Regions from separate parts of the Mus musculus genome. Here region 2 is linked to region 1. Evidence: chromatin loops called from intact Hi-C (ENCODE). Cell type or tissue: left cerebral cortex. All regions are shown on one strand. Links, peaks and the distances in the headings refer to the core of each region. The heading gives the core; the rest is flanking DNA. Region 1 overlaps Fktn (fukutin). Region 2 holds the start of Tmem38b (transmembrane protein 38B).

Region 1 (2,916 bases), core at 328-2,827:
TAGTTACTATCATTGCTGCTATTGGTAGTCATGTGACCACAGGCATCAATTTGAGTCATTAAGCAGGAAGGAGACTATTCTGTATACATAGAGGAGGAATTCTAGACTTACAGTGTTGCTGTTCTTAGGTTCATCTATCCTACGAGGGTCCCTGAGTCTTCACGTGAAGATTGTAAAGTAAATTTGTTTTGGAGGTTTGAGAGTAATCCAGACCTTTTTCTGAAAGTCATAAATTATCTCCAAATTGACTCTCATCGTAGAGCATATTCTTTAAACTTTTGTTAGTTATAAAAACTACTTTGCTTTATGACAACAAATGCTATTGAGTAAATCCAATTATAAAGTACATAGGAATACAGATTTTTATAGGAAGAAAAATGAGCCAGAGAGATGGTTTAGCAGGTAAGACACTTCCTGTCAGGCTAAACAACCTGAGTTGGATCATTGGGGACATACATGGTGGGAGGAGAGACCAACTCCCACAAGTTGTCCTCTGATAGCCACACATGCAGCACACTGTGCCCACTACAGGTGTACATACAAACACAAAAAACGATTAAAATTTTTAAATATACTTAGAAATAAGTAAATTAATGAGCATATAAGTGTCTTGGTCATGGTTATTACTGCTGTGATGAAACACCATGACCAAAAAGTGAGTTGGGGAGGAAAGGGTTTACACTTTCACACTGTAGTCCATCATCAAAGGAACTTAGGGCAGGAACCTGGCGGCAGAAGCCATGGACGGTACTGTTTAATCATGGCTTGCTCAGCCCGCTGTATTATAAACCCCAGGACCACCACTCACAATGGGCTGGGCCCTCCCCATCAGTCACTCATTTAAGAAATGCTGTACAGGGTTCCCTACAGTGTGAGCTTGAGGAATTTTCTTAATGGAGCTTCCTCCCTCTCAGATGACTTTAGCTTGTGCTGAGCTGACATCAGCTCCCCAGCTGAATAGTAAGTAGTACCTAAAGTTAGTTAGGTGAGGGGGTGGGGGTTGGAAATATGCACAGTTTGTCTATTCAAAATATAACAGAGATGTGAAAGTTGGTGTCTAGAGTTTTTTCCTTACAGACTGCACACCATAGAAGTTAGGATCCCAGAGCCAGCTTTTGAGTCCCAGCTGTATGTGTTACACAACAGCAGGTTTCTTATTTGGCCTCTCTGCATAAGGTTTTTCCACTGAGAAGTGGAAATAATATTAGACTTTGCCATGCAGCCTTGTTTTAAGGATTAAAACTATTAATATGCTGGGAGGGATTTTAAGAGTGTCATGATATCCTGAATGCTATTAGCTGGTGTTAATACCACTACAGTAATAGCAACAAAAAATTATGCCTTTCTTAGGCTTATGACAGATGTACTAATGAGCTCGTTATGAAGTAGCTTCGTCTGCTTTTTGAGAAGTCATGTAAGCCGTCACTCTTCTGTCTTAGATTTCCCACTAAGGGTGAGTTTGTCTTCTCCCGGGTGTGGTCCTGACCCATAATCCCCAAAGGAGGCGCTCGTTTCAGCCGCTGCGCTTCTGGTAGAGACAACTTTGGTTCTCCTCACAGCTCGTTCCAGTCGCAGTGTTTGGGAAGTGTGAAGCGCTCTCACTAACGGAGAAGTGAGCAGTGAGGGAGCTGTCTGCACAGATGGTGTGCGTCCCACACTTCCTGTCATGAAACTATGACCTTAGAAGGCAGAGAAAAGAACAGGGGAGGCTGTGTAGAGTGGTTTCTTTGGAAGACTCCCCAACCATATGCCATAGTCAGCACTATTTACTTTAAGGAAATACAGGATGTACCACACGGCCATTTTCAAAGGGGAAAACCTGAAACTGTGATGGGGTCCGCTTCAGTCCAGTGTAACTCACACACCAGCTCAATGCAGATGACAACAATGTATTGTAATGAAGCTGCTGCTGATCCATCAGGGCCGCGCTGGGCTGCAGCAATGAGCCAGACTCTCCCAGAGTGGTTAAGCTTGCAAATCATAAGATCCATGCCAAATCATTGTCACATTCTCCTACCAATCAGGATGGGAGTCGGTTCCTGGGCCTGGGAATATGAACGTTTAACCCTGTCAGCAAGATGGAGAAGTTGTCCCTGAGATGGCTGAACTCTGACAACTGTCTCCTTAAAACAGAAGCTGTTCAGCTATTAGGAAGCCCCCAGCTCCCCTGGGGCCTGGGACCTTGAACCTAATTTCTCCCTATGATTAATGGAGTCTGAAAACAATACGGCAGTACCTAGGACAAGCTTATTTTGCTAGTTTCCAATAAAGAGTAAGAGTTGGTTTTTGTTTTTAATTTTATAGTACTGTTTAAAGCAAAACAAACAAAAAACCATGTGTTGTTCATGTTGAGAAAAAAAAAAAAAAAACCTGTGGAATGCTTAGCATTTTTTGAAGGAAGGAACTCCATGGGAAACGCTTCTTGTACTACACTGGGCTCCACTTGCCTTCAGACTGAAAAATTGAAATCTAAGATTTAATAAAAATTTTACTATTAGTAGCAACTGTAAAGATGGAGTTACCAGAATGTCTGCTAGATGTGGCCCACTGTATATAGTTTTAGATAATTTTATATTACACGTGCTTGAGGAAGCTTAAGACAGTGATATGAAGGTAATTCTGTCTAAAGCTGTGGACCATTAATAACTGTGCCACTCTCTAACCTCAGGCTTGTTTTGCTCTTCCTAAATACTTGGCTTAATAGCATAAGTGAGTTGATCCTTGTCAAGTACTTAGAACAGTACTGTATTAGCCTTAAGTACTGCTTCTGTTACCGCTACTAGATTATCACTACTCTGACTTCCTAAGGTGCTGGCCTGGCACAGAGCACGGCACCTCAACAGGTGCTGATGGCTTAGTTACCCTTTAGGTGAGCCTTTTCCTCCCAGGTATCATTCAGTCTTTCGCTTCTTTAGT
Region 2 (2,916 bases), core at 171-2,670, 76 kb after region 1:
TTTCTTACATTTGAAACCTGGTGTTTAGGACAGTGGTGCCTCTGGCAGCCAGTAAAATGCTCGGTACAAAGCACGGGTGTAAATAACATTTGCTAAGTGAGTTAATACCGAGGCTAACCTCAGGAGGAAAAGGCGATTGCCCTTTGCAGCAATATAACAGTCACCTACCTGCTCCCTCAATAGCTTGTGTGTACCCATGCCAAGTAACAACATGATCTGTTGACATGTCAAATAAAAATGTGCCAAATTTACCTTTTTTTTCTTAAAATCCAGTCTCACTTTTTCCCTTTACTTTTAGTTCTTTTTGCAACCAATTTCAGCAGATAGCTCCTTTTCTTGTTTTTCAAAACCTGGCTCCTTTTGCTGTCATTACAGGTGGTGTTTGTATCCACTTTAGTCTGCTTGGCAGTCTTTCTCTATCTGTGGCTTTGTCCTTAAGACCTGCATCTACTACTACTACCTTTTGTCTTGGATTAGTGAATGCATTTCTGATTTCCCTAGTCTCTTCTCATGAATCTTTGGTGCTGGATTGCAACTTCAGAGACCTGCCCATCTTCTTCACCCCAACTACCAATTCAGCACATGCTTTTGATAAACAAGACTGAGGACAATGTAGCGACTGATCAAGAGCTTAAACCACCTGGTTTCACTGCGAAAGACTTTTATTTCTTTTACAACTTCATTTTTCAGGTTGTAGTCTAGCCAAAATAACTTCTAATATTTACAGACTTGCTTTTAATACCGTGTGCATTTCCCTGCAATGGTCTTCTCTAACCATCTGCTTTGGCGTGGCATCCATACTTTTTATGCTTTGTGAAATTCCGTGAGTCCTTAAAATTTTTTTTTCCCTCTGGGAAAATTCAAGTTTCATGGGGATATGGATAAAACATTACCGTTTTATTATCTTTCATATCTTCACTAAGTAATAAATGAGTTACATCGTGGCTGTTCAGAAAAAGAGGAATGGCATCCGTTTACATAGAATCTGACTTTGAGCGTTGCCCGTTGCCCCTTGGGTCAGCTGGCACTGACTGCAACACTGAGAAAATGTCATACCTTTTTTAGGAGAACCAGGGCCAGGGCCCCGCCCCTCGTTCCGGCTCCGGCCCCGCCCCCGTTCCGGACCCCGCCCCCCTAGGCTCCAGGGCGCACGCGCAGGGCTGAAGCTGGCGCGGCCGTCCCCTCCCCCACCCCCTCCGCCGGAGGGGAACCGGCTGCCGCGGCTGCTGGGGCCGGCGGCGTCGGTAGTCGTCATGGAGTACCCGTGGGATGATCTGACTCTGGCCTTTTCCCGCACGTCCATGTTTCCCTTTTTTGATATCGCCCACTACCTGGTGTCGGTGATGGCGCTGAAGCAGCGGCCAGGTGAGTGAAGGGGCCCGACGCGCTCCCGGTTCCGCGTCCTCACTGCGGGAGGCAGGGACGCCGGGATGCCCTGCGGCCCACCCCTCAGTACCGAGCACGGGACTCAGACGTAGGCTGAGGAAGGTCATGTAGACCCCTGAGCGGGACGTCTCAGGTGGGACCTAGCACCTTGCTAGCGTGTTGAACCAGGAGAGGGGGTGGCTTTGCGGTTTCTCAGTCAGCCACTGGAGGCACGGTCCGGGTAACAGTCGCTTGGCATGTAGTTCAGCCCTCTGTGAAACATGTGGGATGGGATGGGATTTTCACAACGTTGAGTTCCATGAACCATGTGACCAAAAAGCAGTGTTTGTACTCCTGTCTTTGACATTGAATGTAGTGGGTTTCCTTTTAAAGTTCCCCATTTTCCCATTATTTTTCTGAGTCTGTCTTTGAGTTCAGGCATTTCTCTGCCTTCCTTGTCCGGGAGGTGAAGGGTGAAAGTTTAAGGGTTGTCTTACCTTTTCTGGACCACTAATTCTTTAAATCCTTGCCTCATACGTTTTTGAGAGTTTTCTGTGTCTAACTCGTGGAGGAACAGGTCATCCTCGTGGGAGACTGTTTCTCTGATTAAAGAGAACTACAGTTTCGTTACTGCTCCATATCTAGAATCCGATAGTATCTTGTATTGACTAAATCAGACGTTTTCAAAGTGTGGCTCACTTCCCAGGTTCTTCCCTGTCACACACTGTAAAGTTCATTATTTTCATAATGTATCTTCAGAGGTTATTTATCCGTTCTTGCCTTTATGAGTGTACAGCGAAGTTTCCCAATGGCCGTGTGACTTAACAGTGTTGTAAGAGATAATGAAACAGCTGATGAGTCCAAGCATTTCTGTTTGAGGCTAGACATTAAGGAGATTTGCCTAATTAGATAGCAATGTGCCTTTTCTCACGAAATACTTTTTTGATTTTGAGAATAGTTATTTTAGTAAAGAACACATTATTTACATTTAATGCATTATTTTAAAATCCATATGTAACTGCTTTAAAAACTGTTAACGTTTCCAAATGCTAAATATAAACACCAACTCTAGGTCCTTCCTTGTTACTGGAGATAGAAGCTACTGAAGTACCCACCCACTGAGTAGAGCCCCAGGCCAAGAAATTTTAAAAATATTTTTAAAGGTATGATCTACATAAATATATTCGCTATTTTTTTATCACAAAGTTATATGATAAAAATATAAAGTATTTTATATTCCAAAGCACTTTATCCCTCTGTAGTCTCTTCCCCTAAATTCTGGCATCCCATTCATGCCCTCTTTAAATTTTAGGGGTCAGTATGGGTCTAAAATTTGAGAATCACTTGGATAATTGAATGCTAATTACCAAGGAGGGAAACATGTTTTTCTCCCAGTACTAGGAAATGATAGTATTCAGAGGAGAATGCCTGCGCCAGCATCCAGGGAGTGTGTTAGAGGACCTAGTAACTTTAAGAGTAGTAATTATTTTCAGTCCTCACCATCTTGCCATTTTCATAGAGAACCATTTTCATTTGCATTTTTCATGGTTA

The links. A loop is a pair of places that touch in the nucleus more often than their neighbours do. Peaks named below come from ENCODE experiments on the same cell type or tissue, not always from the same donor. Only the 100,000 strongest peaks of a DNase experiment are listed, where the experiment ranks them.
Region 2: it touches region 1 in a loop (2.7-fold over the local background); 6 of 42 quality-filtered maps call a loop at or near these places.

The regions. Positions count from the first base shown.
Region 1 is chr4:53,748,961-53,751,876 of GRCm38, forward strand. The region is part of intron 9 of Fktn (fukutin); the gene reads left to right. Among named protein-coding and RNA genes, the nearest start is that of Tal2, 29 kb to the right of the region's middle. In left cerebral cortex, for the core only: a CTCF peak has its summit at 1,495; DNase peaks (open chromatin) are centred at 1,038 and 1,640; H3K27ac peaks cover 317 bases.
Region 2 is chr4:53,824,856-53,827,771 of GRCm38, forward strand. It overlaps Tmem38b (transmembrane protein 38B), which reads left to right and starts at 1,190. Exons shown (of 6, transcript NM_028053.2): 1 at 1,190-1,365. The coding sequence starts at 1,254. In left cerebral cortex, for the core only: a CTCF peak has its summit at 1,577; DNase peaks (open chromatin) are centred at 1,221, 1,538 and 2,035; H3K4me3 peaks cover 1,671 bases; H3K27ac peaks cover 440 bases.